Regions from separate parts of the Mus musculus genome. Here region 2 is linked to region 1. Evidence: chromatin loops called from intact Hi-C (ENCODE). Cell type or tissue: gastrocnemius. All regions are shown on one strand.

Evidence for each region. Peaks named below come from ENCODE experiments on the same cell type or tissue, not always from the same donor. Only the 100,000 strongest peaks of a DNase experiment are listed, where the experiment ranks them.
Region 2: it touches region 1 in a loop (2.7-fold over the local background); 1 of 42 quality-filtered maps calls a loop at or near these places.

Annotation. Positions count from the first base shown.
Region 1 is chr12:99,369,779-99,377,778 of GRCm38, reverse strand. All of the region lies in intron 2 of Foxn3 (forkhead box N3), which reads left to right. Among named protein-coding and RNA genes, the nearest start is that of Gm51999, 18 kb to the left of the region's middle. In gastrocnemius, a CTCF peak has its summit at 3,646; DNase peaks (open chromatin) are centred at 2,202, 3,262, 3,532 and 3,964; H3K4me3 peaks cover 922 bases; H3K27ac peaks cover 7,491 bases.
Region 2 is chr12:99,303,412-99,311,411 of GRCm38, reverse strand. The region is part of intron 3 of Foxn3 (forkhead box N3); the gene reads left to right. Gm46371 (a long non-coding RNA gene) reads left to right here. Exons shown (of 2, transcript XR_001780668.2): 2 at 1,398-2,320. Among named protein-coding and RNA genes, the nearest start is that of Gm46371, 23 kb to the left of the region's middle. In gastrocnemius, no CTCF peak of the experiment used is centred here; DNase peaks (open chromatin) are centred at 4,424, 4,725 and 7,560; H3K4me3 peaks cover 3,314 bases; H3K27ac peaks cover 7,773 bases.

The DNA of each region.
Region 1 (8,000 bases):
AGGAACAGAGCCTTTGATTTTGAGCTAGGTCTCCCGCCTGGGCTTGTTTGAGTACCTGTGCCTTGAACTCAGCAGGAGGCAGTAAATACTGGCAGAGCTGGCTGCTCCCACATCTTTCCCCTTACAGCTCCTAGGGTGTTCCAGGTCTCCTCTGGACCCTAGGGGCTCTAGTCCAGGGTTCCCCTCCACTTACAGGATCTCTTTGAAGTGTCTCTTGGAAGGCTGTGCCTGTCCTCTGGGACAAGACCTATAAGTGATTCAACTAATGTCATTAGCTTGAAGACACTCAGGAAGCAGAACCTTTGTATATGCTGTCTTAGAAAGAAAGGTCAAATCATGTGAACACTGACTCCAAGCTGCCTGGCACAGAGCCAGGACGTAACCCCCCCCCCCCCACCCCCCTGGCTCCCCCAACACTGCTGGTGTAAGTCCCGGGATGCTGGTGTAAGTCCCGGGATGCTGGGTGAGTCAGCTGTGGATGATGTCATGTAAGGCGATAGATAGTGTTTGTGCTGAGCTCGGAAGACCTCAAGGAACACGGAGTTTGCAAAGTAAAAATTAACTCTTATTTGCAGAAAAAAGTAGCCTCCCTTCATTTAACAACGAACAGTTCACAAAGGCCGTACCTGTCAGACACTGGGTGATCTAGACTGTCCTAAGGATGGGGGGTGGAAGATGAGCTAAACAGCACTTCATTACGTGGGCCGGGCAGGTAGTGATGGGTGCGGTGAAGAAAGTTAGAGGGAGGAGATGCAGTAGAAGGGAACAGGAGGGCGGTGAGTTCAAGAGGCTCTTCAGAGGAACTGGCTGGGCGCGCCTTGGACAGCAAGACAAAGCCCTGCGAAGGCTCTGAGGTGGTAATGGTTGCGAATGTCCAAAGAGCAGCAAGAAGGCTTCAGGAAATCTATAGAAGCAGAATTGGACATTTAAAGGGACAGGAGCAGAGTATTGGCCTTTGAGTGGTGACGGTTACTCTGGCGTGCTTCAAGATCGCAGTCTGTGGGTGCAGGTACGTGGGCACATTTGGGTGGAGAGGTAGGGTAGGAATTTGTTAGTGTTCAGTTTGAGATAGGGTTTTTTTGTTAGAAACAGGGTCTCACTATGTAACCCTAGCTAGTCTCCGATTCACAGAAATCCACCTGCCTCAGCATCCCGAGTGCTGAGATTAAAGGTTTGTATTACCATGCCGAGCCTCAATGTTTTTGTCTGTCTGTCTTCTGTCTGTCTGCCTGTCTCTTTTTTGAGCTACCGTTAAACTATCTAAGTAGAGCCTTCAAGTTGAATGTTTGCTGTATGAACATGAAGCTCGGTGAAAGTCAGGGTCCAGGTGTAAGTTAGGCAATGCAGAGGCAATGGAATAACTAAGAAGTGCACAGGGAACGGAACCAAGAGTTCCTGGATTACCTCTCAGTCAGAAAGAAGTCCGATCTCTGTTTTAGCTCTTTGCTTTCTGCAATAAGGATGCAAATCCTAAATGTGTTTGGAGTAGCTCTGCATCTCCTATGTGATGAGAGAAAGTGCACTCCAGGACACATCCGTTTAGCATCCTATTTAGCAAAGTCCCCTACCCCAAGACTTCGGTGAGTTCTCTGCCATCTGGTCCCTGGCCAGAGAAGGACTTTTTTTTTTTTTTTTTTTTTTTTTTTTGTATGTGCGTCTCCATAGCAACGAGTGTGCAGTTGATATGGAAAGTAAGCAGTTGCCTTAGCAACAGAGATACTGATGTGGTGGCTCCCTTGCTTTCCTGGTAAGCTGACCAAACTAGTTCAAATGCATTATGAAGGGCTACACACACAGGCTGGCCCTGCTGGTGTAAAACTAGCCTAGCTTTAAGAGAGATCGCAGCCCTTCCCCCTTCCAGAGGAAGGGCGCTCAGTGGTAATAAATCAGACAAAAATAGTTGCTGTCAGTTGAAATAGATTATAAGAGGGTTTTCCTAGAGGAGTGGTTTTGTTTGGTTTGACAAAATGCTATAGTCAGAGAATATTTGGTTACAAGGAAAAGAAAGCCACCTCGGTTGGCTTAAGTAAAAGAACATCTATCTTAGGGATGTAATAAGCAGTCCAATAGGCCAGAGCCCAGGAGCAACACAGCTCACCTCAGGTCCGCTGTGCCTGGAACTGGTCCTGTCCTTCTGAGACCACGTGGACACTGAGCACTGCTCTTCTCTGGGTATCTGGTCTGGCTTCATGGTTTCTTCCACATGGCTCTCAATGTCTGCCAACTCCCCACCCGTGTCTTGCTGTACTGGAATGTGTGTATCTGTGTCTGTGATGAGAGTGATCTAGACCCAGTGTCCAGTAAGCAGGCGCCCACCCTCATCCTTGTGTGGCATGCTTGTCATCGTCATTCCAGATGAGTCAGGTGTTCAGCCCTGGGCAGAACAGGGACATGGCTGAGAATTTAGGATCGCTGTTGGGAAGGCTGTCTCTCTGGGGCTCTATAGAGTGAGCCCTAACCTTAAAATACCCTCGTAATGAAATATTTCTGTTTCCCATCCTCAGAAACCATTTTATTACTGAAAATAAAAACATCAGAAGCCTTGACATGGTGACACACGTCTGGTTGTCATCCTTAAATTCTAGAGGCACCAGTTTGGGTTACACAGTAGGACCTCATTTCCAAAGCAAGCAAGCAAACAGTCCAACACTCACTTTTGAGGAGTTAGTGCTGGGCTGTTGGAGGTGATGGATATCAGCACACTGGGCAACTTTAGGAGTGTCGCAGGAACCCCTTCTGCTTCTTTACAATGTAGTGATGGTTAGATCTAACAGTCAGTCTGACAGGACTGAGGCTCACCTGGAAACAGAGTCTTAGTGGGAGACTCTCTGGATCAGGTTTTCCCATGGGCATGTGTAGGAACTCTATTGATTATGCTTACCCACTATGGGTGGCACCATTCCCTAGGCTTAGAATTCCTTGGCTAGATAAAAGGGAGAGAGCTAGCTGAGCACTAAGCATTCTCTCAGTGCTCTTGACTGGATGTGACAAGATGCTTCAAGCTCCTGCCACTTGACTTCCCTGGGATGGTGAACTGTGACCTGGAATTGTGAAGTGACACCTATCGTTCTCCTAATTGCTTTTGTCAGTGGAGGGTATCAGAGCATACGGAAAGGAGTCTGTGTTGCATGCCTGCGAAGTTTTCACCTTTCTCTCACTCCCGTAGACCTGCAGTGGCTGCCCCACAACAACCCCAGCGTTCTTTGGTGTCTCCTCCTTCCTGCCAGCTGTCCTCAAATGGCCTATGGTCACGGGGTTGAGCGAACTCAAGGCCCCTGATGTAGGCAGGAATGAATGCCAGCTGTCTAACACACATTGTCCTGGTTTTCCAGATCGAGGGATTGAGCAATCCACCACCGTGTACCAGCCATGTCACCGTACTGTCTTTCAAAATGGGGAGAAATGTGATAGATTATTCCATCCCAGGGACTAGTGATACAAAAACTTCACAGAACTCCGGTAGTCAAGACTGGGTGAGAATTAAAACAGACCAGGAAGGCACTGGGTGATTGCCAAGGGGTTGGCCAGTGGCCAGAGTTACATGGGTTGAAGCTTTGGCGGCGCAAATGGCCCATCCTGGATAGCAGTGCCACTGGAGGGGCCTGAGGAGAAGAAAGGATTGCATTAGCAGCTGTCAGAAGGAGGGCGCTGCAGGCCACCAGCGATGGCTGTGACGCAGAGGTGGAAATGACACTGAGTGTGAAAATTGGGATCAGAACTTTCCACAGGGGTCTGCTGGGGCTCTGTGGAATGGTGAGAACCATTTGTATTCAGGGTCTTACGGCTTCACAACAACTGTAAATTAGATAGCACAGGCTTTTTACACGGTGGAATTAGAGGCTCAGAGAGCATCGGAGACTTGCTGAGAGTCTGGGCTACCTTCTGAGACTTTCTTCAGTATGGAGGCAGATGGTTCCTGTGGCTGGGAGAGACAAGGGGGTTTGGGAAAGGGGCCAAGGTATACCGCACCTTCTTGCATGCTGTGCTGAGGGGCTAGGACTCTGTCCTGAAAGCAGTTGGGCTGGGGACCTGGCTCAAAGCTTGTAGTGTCCTGAAGGCGGTAGGGAGCCAGTAGTTGTTCCTGAGTGCAGTCTCCATGTGCCTTAGCTTCCTGTGTCTACTATAGGAAGAATTTTTGTTGCCTAGAAATTCATGGAGAGAAAGACCATAGCTGATACTCAGTGCTATCCATAGGGTTCACTGACCTGGGCCAGATTCCATTCCTCCCCTCCCCTCCCCTCCCCTCCCCTCCCCTCCCCTCTCCCCTCCCCCACCTCCCTTCCTATCTGGACCCGCCCCCTTTTATCTCTCAGTAGAAAACACATAGACCTCCAAGGGATAATAATAAAATATAATGTAATAAGATAAAACAAGAACAAACACATTGGAATTGGACAAAGCAAGTGAACAGAAGGAAGAGGGCCCAAGAGAAGGCACAAGAAACACAGACCCACTCATTCACACATTGAGGAGTCTCACAAGAACACCAATCTGGAAACCATAATATATAGAGCAGGCTTTTCACACAGAGGAATTAGAGCCTCACCTCCTCTTCTACAGGGTTCCCTGAGCTTGGGAGGGGATTTGATGGAGATATCATGTTTTGGGCTGAGCGTATGGACCAGATTTCTATTTAAACAAGGAAAGGTCTTCAGATGCTGGGTTCTTATTTTAAATGCTTTCTTCTTATATTTACTTAATGGTTCTTGTTTTGATTGATGGTGGATTTGTCCTGTTGGTTTGAATCCTGCTGACCATTCTGTTATTTCATGACTTATGGAGCAATGGAATGAACCCCCTCTCAGCTCCATCCTCAGGGTTTGGTGGTTGGAGGTTCAGGGGTATAGGACTACAGGGGTAGTGACCCTCTTGTTCTTTGGGATTCAACCACAGATACTGAGGTCTTAATTGATGCAGGGTTTGTGCTGAGGGCATTGGAGGACACAAAGTATGTAAGCTGGGTTCTGGTGGGATGCTTTGGGTGGCTCTGGACACTCCTGTCTTCAGCCCCACACCTGGTGACTCAGTGAGCTCCTTTGCTTCTGCCCCTGAGTGACTCTCCATCTCCTCCTTCCTAGCACACTATCCTTCATCTCTTGCTTTTGAGTTACCTACCTACTCTTTCCTGTCTCCCCTGGTACTCATCACAGAGCCACCAGGCCAGGTCAGCACACAGCCCTTTTTGCTCTCTATTGCCTGGAGTGATGTGTCCTGCAGTATGTCTCAGATCGCCGGCTCTTAGAATAACAGATTTCATGAACTTAATAAGAACCTCTGAGCTGTTGTATGGGAGTTGGGCATATTCTCTCTCTCTCTCTCTCCCTCTCCCTCTCTCTCTCTCTCTCTCTCTCTCTCTCTCTCTCTCTCTCTCTCTCTGTGTGTGTGTGTGTGTGTGTGTGTGTGTAGAAGCCAGAGGTTGTCATCACTGTCCTTTTTAATCGCTGTCCTTGTGTTTTGAGACAAGGCCTTTGACTGAACCTAGAGCTTGCTGATTCGTCCTGACCCGAGAGCACCAGGGATCCCCTTGACTCTGCCTCCCCAGTGAAGGAGAGTCACCACATCTTGTTTTAACACTTGGGTCCTCATGCTTGTGTATGAAGCAGCTGCCCAGCCCAGGATATCTGCTTTTAAAGCTTCTCACATGGTTATGCAGAACTGTGTAGAGCAAGGGGAACTTCAGGGTTCTGAGTCCTGTCTTTCTATTTTAATTAGGTAAGATTTTAACGATGCCCAGTGAGCTGTACTGTACAGTGTAACTCAAGTAATGGATTACTGTAACCTATAGCGTTTCATTCTCAATTATGTGAGATAACTTTTATCAAATCTGATACATCCCTTTCTATTGCAAGAGGACTAAAAGGCACACGTAGCCACAAAACCACGTAGTTATAACGCCAGACTCCCATTCCTGTCTATCATACACGACTTTAGTGTTATAATACACCTGGCTGTCCAGCAGGTCACCCACTCAGGGCTTAGTCACGTGATCTCACTGTTGCTTCTTCCAGGGCCCCTCCCTTCTTTAAGGACTCTGTTTAACTAGGAAGGGCATGGCCTTGTGCTTGTTTTCCTTTGTATGTCTTTTCACGGAATTGTTTTTATAAGTGATTTATCACTTCTGCTCTGACCTCTGAGACACTCAGGCCTGGGTGCTTCTTTGTTTCATTAATTACACAGAATGTCCTGAAACATTAGTCTTTGCCTGTGAGTTGGCACTTAACTACTGGTGAGATGCACACAGGTCCTTCCTGTGACATGGGACCTGTTTGTTCCTTCTGGTATTAGGTAGAAAGTTCTAACCTTCCTTAGAAGGAATGGCAACTGTGACCCATGGAGGTGTGGGGTGTTGTTGTTGTTGTTTGTTTGTTTTTAAATTTTACCTAAGTATCTGTTTTGAAGTCTACGTTCATTAGTTTTGGTTTCTGGCTTATTTTTGAGGATTTCCTTCATCCGTAGAGATAAATTTGATAAGGTTCCTACCCAGAAACAGGATTTATAAGTAAGAAAGTACTGGCCTCATTCCTGAGTGGTGCCCTAAACTTCTTAGAACTCATTCATTTAGCCAGTGTGGACTTAAGGCATTAGCATAGGCTGTGTCAGGCATGGGGAAGGAAGATGAAGAGCATAGACCCTGTCTTGGGGAAAGTCCAGCCTAGTAGGAGCAGTGAACTCCCAATGTAGTGGTTGTGTAAGATTGCATATACTTTTCTCCTTGGGTCCTTCTGTGAGAGGGTGCAGGAGTGACTGTGGCTTCTTGGTTTTTATGCAGACTGATGATGGTAAGAGAGTAGGTGACTCACAGTGCACTGGCCCAGGTGTCAGGAGAGCTGGGTTCTAGAGCTGTGTTCTTGGGCAAGTTCTGTACCTCTGCCCCCACAGACAGCTCCATGCTTCTCACGCTTCCTTAGTGTTAACTTAGTAACAGTGAGGAGAGTGGGTCCATACCCAGGCTTCCAGACTACCTGCCACGGAGACCTCTCATCCTCCCTGTGTGCGCCTAGACAGACACAGGGGGTGAGTCCTGGACTTCTGTCAATGTCAGACCGTTGTCACACAGACTCTTGGGAATCAGCGTTTGGAGCCAAGTCCTTTCTTTGCAGTGTTAACTCTGCTGAAGACCCCCTCCCTACAGCAGCAAAGTGGCAGGGCTGCGTGTGTCCTTCTAAGGCCTTTCCCGCAAACGCATCCTGGAGGCTACACAACTGAGGAGTCGATAGCTTTGATTCGTCAAGATCCTGTGTGTCCTGGGGGCCTCTCCCATTGCCTGTGTAATTCAGTCAGCAAGTGGGAGCCAGGTTTTCTGAACATGAAGTCTTAGGGGACCCCTGGCTTAGATAAGGACAGTGACATCAAGTGTCTTCCTCTTAACCTACCGGAGTTCTAAGTCCAGCTGTCACCATGCAGGCCCATAGAACACACACATCTGGCCAGATGTAGTCTGGTACATGGACCAAGGGTTTTGGTTTTTGTCCTTTCTGCCCCCTCTGCTTTCTCTCTCTCTCTCCATTTCCTAATGATGTCTCCTTTATCACAGGTCTAAGAAAACACTAGGTGAAGCTGGGCCTCTGTATGTTCCTGGTCTGCATAGGTCTGACCCCTGAACTGTCTTTTTTCCTTGTGGTTGTTGGTAGCTGTCACTCTGTCCTCTCTGGCTCTGGGGACAAACTTGTGGCCTCTGCAGCTGTGATTGCTTGCCAAAAGGCTCTTTATTGTGTTAGCTGCCCTGGATTGTGAAGGAATCCTGCTCAATCTTCTCCTTGCTGTGAGAAGTGTTTGGCTGATGTGCCTTGTGCTAGTTCTTAGCCCTGTATGAGGGGTAGAGGTTTGTTGGGACAGCTCCACAAATTCCCCAGCCCCAGCAGATCATGGGCATGCTTGCCTTCAGCCCTGGACGGCCAAGCTGGATTGCAAATCACCCATTCAGACAGGAGCTTAGTCACATGATCTCACTGTTGGATCTCCCAGGGTGCCTTGGATTTATTTTCCCGAGTGGGACTTAA
Region 2 (8,000 bases), 66 kb after region 1:
ACAGCATGGCGGCCTAGATGCTGGTGTGTCTCCATTATGTGGATGAAATAGAAAAACTGTCTTCTCTGCATCAGGGGAACAAGTGGAGCTGAGACAGCTTTTGGTGAATTCTAAAGCCTGGGTTCATCCTTATAAGCCCTGGAATAGAATCTACATTCATTCCTGAAGCTGAGCTGGTGGGCCACTTTTTTTTCCTGTAATCTTTGCAGGGATTGAGAGCCCTCCTTGTGTTTCCTAGTCACCATTATTCTTTCAGTCATGTGGTAGACTTTCCCACAAGGGTCTGCATCGTCTGGATATCCCCACACTGGAAACGCCGCACGTGTAATCTGACATTACAGACTTTGTAATGACACCGAGTTTTACACTGAGATGACACTGAGGCATCTTGCTCGTTCGAAACAGCCAGGAATCCAAACTCAGATGCCCATGTTTACAAAATTCAGTTTTATGGTTTGGACCATGTTTCCAACCTAACTCCCGCTGTTGCTGGGAAAACTGCATAGAAAGCCATCTCCACCGCTCCTGGCTCATCTGTGGCTCCGCCCTTCCCTGCCCCGAACCAGTAAACGAAGCTTTTGAGTTCCTTTACATTAGTTAAAGCATAGATTGTGCCATGAGATGCACGCGTACGCACGAGCATGAACACACACACACACACACACACACACACACACACACACGTATATTATCAGCATCTCCTGTGTGATGGGAGAGGCTGGGGCTTAGATTTGGGGCCTCCCTGTTTCTGTCCTCTATAGGGCTGTGACGAGGTCCAGGACAGATGGAGCATGCTAGAGCACTTCCAGAAGCACAGATTTGGGGTCCTAGAATATTGATCCACAGGAGCTACAGTAATCCCAAGCCTCTCACACGGGAGAGACCTAGTGAAGTAGAATGGCCTATAAAGGGGTGACCCTGGTGGGGGACCCTCAAACCTGACTTTGTAGTTTGGGGTCTTCTGTAAAAGAAACTTTTAAACTATCCTACATAAGGGAATAATAAGCAGGGCTGGAATATTCATCTGGGACATTGCACACATGTGCTCAGTGTGTCTGCTCGGACAAGTGTGTCTGCTCACACCAGTGTGTCTGCTCACACCAGTGTGTCTGCTCAGAACAATGTGTATGCTCAGACCAGTGTGTATGCTCACAGCTAGGGAACAGGTGTCCAGGCTTCTGGGACCCATCTCAGGGCGTGCTTGTTTGTGCCTGCCCTCTGCCGTGACACCGTTGTTTTCTCTACAAGCTGAGCCCCTCTGCTTGCACCCTAGCTTCCCCTTCAGATCCCAGCTGCCTTTTGGCCTCCAGTGCTTTCTGCATGCACTTCCTCCTCAGAGTTGTAGGAGATAACTGACCTTCAGGTTTCTGGGTGTCTCTTTTTTTTTTTTTTTCCAGGCCAAGCTAGGTAGGTCACTGGTTATTTGAAACGGGTGCCTTTTGTGATCTGCTCATCGGTTCTCCCAGTTGCTGGGCAGCTTGACCATCAGTGTAGGCATGTGTGGTAAGAGGTGTGCCACCGGCCTCAGGAGAGCAGTGTGCTCGCTCACCAGGTGTCCTCAGCCCTCCTAGCAGCCCTTCCCACTGCAGACTGGAAATACTGCCATTCTTTCAGCCAGCATGGTGGGCCTGCTGAAAACAGAGCAAGGAGGTATCCTCAGCTAAGTCTAGAAGATTCACAACCATCTTAGGACGAGTAGTTCTGTCATTTATAAGCAGGAGAATAAATACAATTTCTCATTGTCCATTTGGATCTTCTAGAAGTGCTGTGGTCTTGAATACTGACAGGGTCTGGCAGTCTTTTCTCTCTTTCTCATGCCAGTGTGCTGCACCCAAGGGTTATGTGTATCGGCAAAAGGTGAGCTGGTTTTCTGCTGATCAGTGATTACTATAGGATTATTCCTAAGTGATCCTAGATGGCTTAAAAGATAGCACTCCTTAAAGGTTTGGTTGGCAGTGGGATTGGGATGGTTTGGGTAATCTCATTGTGAACATGCAGAATACATGCAGAATACATGCAAAATACATCCAAAACATGTATGTTGGGATTGAGGAGCTCGCTCAAGGGTGAGACGCTGCGTGCAGGTGTGAGAGCCATTCCCAGAACCCTCCTAAAAGCCAGATCCAGGTTTGTGGGTTTGTCATCCTGGCACAGGGAAAGCAGAAACAGGATGTTTGGGGCCTGACCAGCCCTGTTAGCCAGGTTGGAGAACTCCTTGAGGTACTGTCCCAAAAACTAGGGTGGGGACGAGCTTGAGAAAGGTCCACCTGTCTCACTTAAACACACACACACACACACACACACACACACACACACACACACCAGAATGAGGCAATGAGGCAAAAGTCAAGCAACTAGGGAGCTACAGGAAAAGCTGCAAGCAGTGTTAAGCGCGGCACCCAAAGGACAGAGCAACAAAATCAGCGAGCGAGCGTGAGCATGCCCACACCTTCTTCTGATCCGACTTCCTCAAGGGGCTCACGCTCTGTCTAGCCTTAGCTAGTGGGCAGACTTACTCACACACCCACCGTAATTGATTCCATACTCCCCTCAGCCCTGAAAACAGTCTGCATGCTTTGATTTGAACAACCAGAATTATTTCCACTTAAACACTGGTGTAGATTTACACAGATGATCTAAGGAGCCCCCAGATTGTTCCATTCATAACAGCAGGGAGGAGAGAGACAGTCGAAGCAAAAACAGTTTGAATTTGTATGTGCGGAGGTGGAGGGAGGGTTGGGTTAGCTGAAAGGAGATGGATTCCAAGTCATGATTATGAAATTTAATAGTAATGAAATTAGCATTCCATGGGGACTATTTTCTGGGAATTCTGGTAGTGCAGTCACTGAATAATGCATTCTCCGAGCAGCCCAGACTAGGGGCCTCACGGTGGCAAATGGGTTGTTTGCTTTGTTTCAGTTGTTATGTTTAAAGTTCATCTAAAATCAATTTCTGTCTCCAAGAACTAGCCTCTTTTTCCCCCCTCACTGTAGGCGTCTGTAGGCTTTTTCTATAAAGAGTAAAATAGTAAATATATAGTATAAAATTAGCACACACACACACATACATGCACACTCAAGTTTGTTGTGTCCACTAAAGTTTTATTTCTGGGTACTAAAAATTTAATCTTATGTAATCTGCAGATGCCATTAAATAGGGGTCTTTTAATCCACACTCCGGAACACTGTAAGCCATCTTTCCCATCTAAGCTGTATGGCTTAGCTTTAAACATGAATAGAGTTTAATTTAGAGAAAATGCTGTATATTTTACACAGGAGACAGAGCTGGATTGGTGTGTGTGTGTGTGTGTGTGTGTGTGTGTGTGTGTGTGTGTGTTTGTGTGTGCGCGCGCGTGTGTGCCCGCCCGCCCGCCCGCCCGCCCGCCCGTGCGCCTTCTCCTCAGCTCCCCTCATGGGGATGAAGCAGATTCTTTAGAGCAGAAGAAGAGGAAGGGAGACTCCTCAGGAAGCTGCTGAGCTCCGCCTCTGTAAGAATTCATGAAAATGATGGTGTGGTTCCTGATTGGGTATCTTTGGGTTCTACACCCTCACGCTTGAACATCCACAAAACCAAGGATATTTACTTGGGGGAAAAAATAGAATTTTTTAAAAGGATATATTTATTTATTTTATGTATATGAGTGCACTGTAGTTGTCTTCAGACACACCAGAAGAGAGCATAGGATTCCCTCACAGATGGTTGTGAGCCACCATGTGGTTGCTGGGAATTGAACTCAGGACCTCTGGAAGAGCAGTCAGTGCTCTTAACCACTGAGCCATCTCTCCAGCCCTTGAAATAGAATTTATCCTGAACATATTATACATGCCCTTTATCATTACTTCTTAAACAGTACAGTATTGTAACAGTTTATATAGCATCTGCATTGTGTTTGGTAACCCAGAGATTAGCTGGTGCATGTGTGCATATACTGTGCTATCTTGTGTAAAGAGTTCTAGGCACCTGTGGGAATTTTTGTGTCCTTGAGAGATCTGGGGTGACTGACATTTTACAAAGGCTTAGGTCTCCCAGGCCCCTTTTCTCACACTCTTCTTAAAACACACACACACACACACACACACACACACACACACACACACACATACGATTGCCGAGGGGGGGGGTTGAAATACAAATGTGTGATTTGTTTAGTATCATATTTGTGAGAGTCAGAAAAGTCATAGAAGCACCTAAGTTTCTGTGATCATGAACGGAAGGCAAATCTACATTATAGATCTATTTAATAAGAGTCATTCTTGGATTCTCCATCCCAATTTCTTAACAAACATCAAATTTAAATATTTATCTGTTTTGAAGTTAGTCTAGATCTAGAAGTGGCCCTTTCTGATGGGTGGGGGTGGGGAGGGGAGCTGGCTTGACTCTTGCCAGGCAGCTCATCCTGCCTGGTGTTGGCTGCCAGCAAGCTGTTGGCAATAAGTGCAAATCCTTTTGTCTTGTTAAGAAATTATTGTTAAAGATGCAGTAGTGTATAAAGTCCGCTCTGTCGTTCAAATGACTGTATCTCTGGTGATAACTCCCCACACTCAGACAATCTTGGTGTCCTGTTGAAGCTAATAGGTGCAAATTTTAGTAGGACTTTTAAGAACCCAGTACCCCATATTTACAAGTCTTTCTATGTAATCAATTTCTTTACCACCTGCCCTAACCCTCCCCCAAGCAGTCAGAAGTCTGGACTGGCAGGATGTGTCCCCGGGATCTTCATGGCATCTGCTCTTACAGTCAGGTTTCTCAGTCTGGGCTCAAACACGACAGTCTGACATGGCAGACCTGGTGCTGCGGCTCTGTCATTTGCATGGCTTTGTGTGTGTTGTCTTATCTTTTGTGTTTTGCTGTGAGCTACATGACTACTTGAGCATCATGCAGACACATGAAGGTATGTTCATAGCTGCCTGTTTTTTAAAGTCGAAGCAGCTCAGACTAAAAGGGGATCCGCTTTCAGGACCTGCTCAAGTTTCCCTGCGACAGCATCAGAGCTATTTTTAGAGGAGTGATCACCAGGAAGAGCCAGGACAGCTGCATTCAACAGCAGCCGCAGAGACAGAGGGTCGTTTGTGGGACTGCAGAGGTTGAGCCTGTTGATATGGGAGACAAAGGGGCATGCATATCTGTCCTTCAGTTAGGTAGGCCACCCCTGTTCAGAGCCCTTGAACCTTTGCAGCTGTGGGAGTGTTAATTTAGTGCTTGGTTGCCTTGGCTCTGAGTCCAGCCAGATGCAGAGATAGGGGCCGATGGCAGGACTGCCCTGCAGAGTGCCCAGTCTGAGAAGACAGCGACTTATTCTCACTCAGAAACAGCTACCAGACTTTCAGTGTTTGAATTCTCAGTTCTCTTTTGCTTCTGCAGACGACAAAAGTCAACAGATATCAGGAACTGGCTGATGCATGTGTGCGTGCATGCGTGCGTGTGCGTGTGTGTGTGTGTGTGTGTGCCTTGGATCCCTTACTATTCCTGCTTGACACTTTTAAGTGACGTCACCATTCTGAATAAAGAGCACTTAGCAAAAAAAAGAGGGTTTTGGTAACTGGTCTGTATACTTCATAGAGCTAGTTAGCATTCTTCCTTTTTATTATTTGTTTTTGTTTTTGGGACGGGTCTCACTCACTGTGTAGCCCTGGTGTCCTGTAGCTTACTATGTATGTAGACCAGGCACTATGTAGACTATAGACTCACAGAGATTGCCTGCCTCTGCCTCTTGAGTGCTGAAATTAAAGGCTTGTGCTACCATACCCTGCTCCCTCCCTCCCTCCCTCCCTTTCTTTCTGAGGCATTTGCTATACACCTGCTGTTGCCATCCACTTAAGAGTGTGTGTGATGCATATAAAGACAGACTCTATCTACTTTATACATGGAGCGTGGAGAAAAGGAGACAGCCTGGAGGGGCAGCATTGTGTAGAATGAACAGAGCTTGCATTAAGGATGGGGAAGGCAGCTGCTTTAAGTAGAGGGTAGCTGCCTAGAGTAGACACTAAGGTGAGAGCATTTACTTGTACTTGGGAGGCCACAAGCAGCCTGGTACCCAGAGAATGAAAGAGCACGAATGTGAGGGATGCCAGAGGAGGAAGCCAGAGCAGGTGTGGCGCTCAGCAACCTGGAAGTGGCACCGATCAGGGGGAGCCAGAGGCCGGTGCCTTTCATCACCTGCTAGATGGCCTGGACTATATAAAAGGTAAAAACATTGCTAAGTGCGTGCATGGATCTCCTGTGTAAGGTTCAGCAGCTCCATGCAGTTAAAGGATGTCCTACATATAAAGGAGCTTCCCTAGAAAAGCTAAGAGCAACAGCAACGGAGCAGTCCTCAAACTGAGGCCATGTGACTCCCGTGACGAAGGCAGAGGTGGAGAGAAGCATCGGAGAAGGAGGGCAGGAGAGAGGGAGAGGAGCCACACCCTTCAGGAACTCTCAGGTTAGAGTTCTGTTGAGAAGGGTGCATCCCACAGCCAGTTAGCAGCAGACGAGAAGTAGAACCTACACATCCCGTGTCAGGAAGCAGTCTCAGCGGAGGCCACAGGAGCCTGAGGTTTTCCTGAGTAGGTTGAAGGCTTTAATTATGTGGACTTTCTCTGATGCCATAGGAATTAGAAGCAGAAGGAACAGGGAATAGTTCTGTGGGAAGAATAACTTTAATGTTCCCTGCACCGTAGAGTAGCTGTGATTGACAACAATTAATTGTGTGCTTCAAAATAGTAGGGAAGATTTTGACTGTTCCCAACACAAAGAAATGATAGTGTGTGAGGTGATGGATATGCCAATTACCTGGCTATCATCTTTGCCTGCTGTATACACACATATGAAACTCACACGCACCACAGCTATTATGTATCAGTTGAAAGAAATAAAATCAAAACTGAAGAACAGAATATCCAGTGCAGCCACACCCTCCTTTTACACCTAGGAAAAATGTCTGGAGAAGTGTTCAGTGTAGAGCTTTGTAGCGCTTCAGCCCCTGAACACGCCAAGAGGTCTCTGCCCCTCTGCCCTGGGGAGGGGGTGGGGGTGGAGGGGTATTACATATTGAACTTAGGTCTCCCTCAGGTCTAGCCAGGTGCTCTTCCGCTGGGCTTTGTATCTAGTCCCCTTTTGACAGGGTTTCACTAATTTGCCTAGGCCTGCCTTGAAGAAACTTTGTAACACAGACGGACTTTGCGGTTACGATCCTCCTGCCTCTACCTCTGCAGGAGCTAGAATTACAAGCCCATGCCCCCAAGGCCCAGCTGACTTTACTTTTCCAAGGCTATGTTCATTGTGGATTTACTTCTGCCATGGAAGTGTAGCACTGTTCTCTGGCTTTTGCTTCCAGAAAGGGGGTGGGGGTGGGGTGATGTTTTTCTGGGTTCCCTGGGAAAGCTGCATGCTGTTAGGAGTGAGATAGATACACAGGGGGAGTCCATTGCCCTGGCATCAGCCCCTGTGATGTTGGAAGAGGACCAGTGTGACTTTTGGGGTGCAGGGTTCCTCAGGCTTACTGGTTGCTGACTCTGGAGGCGCCTGGGGAACAATCACAACCAAATGACTATAAGAACGGCTGTCAGGAGACACCTGGGGAGGAGGACAAGGGACTGTGTCACTCTAGTGCAGGGCAGCAGCTATGAATGTGCCGGGGGAGGCATCCAGACAAAGGCCAGTCAGTGCCAGTCGCAAGTGTGACTCTGGCAGACGTCAGTGACTACTTTTCAGGAATTTAAATAGATTTGTTCTGCTTTCGAGCCAGCTTGTAAATAAGTCCAGCATCAGCTTCTACCTGTTCTTGTTCCTCAGGAATCCACTTTGGGGAGCCTGGGCTCCCTTCCCTGATGACACACTTAGGCAGGGCTCCTGCTGTGTCACCAGCTTCCCAAATTACCATTTAATTTTCCTGTCATCTTTGGTGGGTATAACTATCAAAGAAACTGTCTCCAGGAGACTAAGGAGAATCTCTGTTTTCCAGACAAATAGGCCGTTTTCCTCACCTGACCAGCATCCTGAGGAACACCAAGAATAAGACT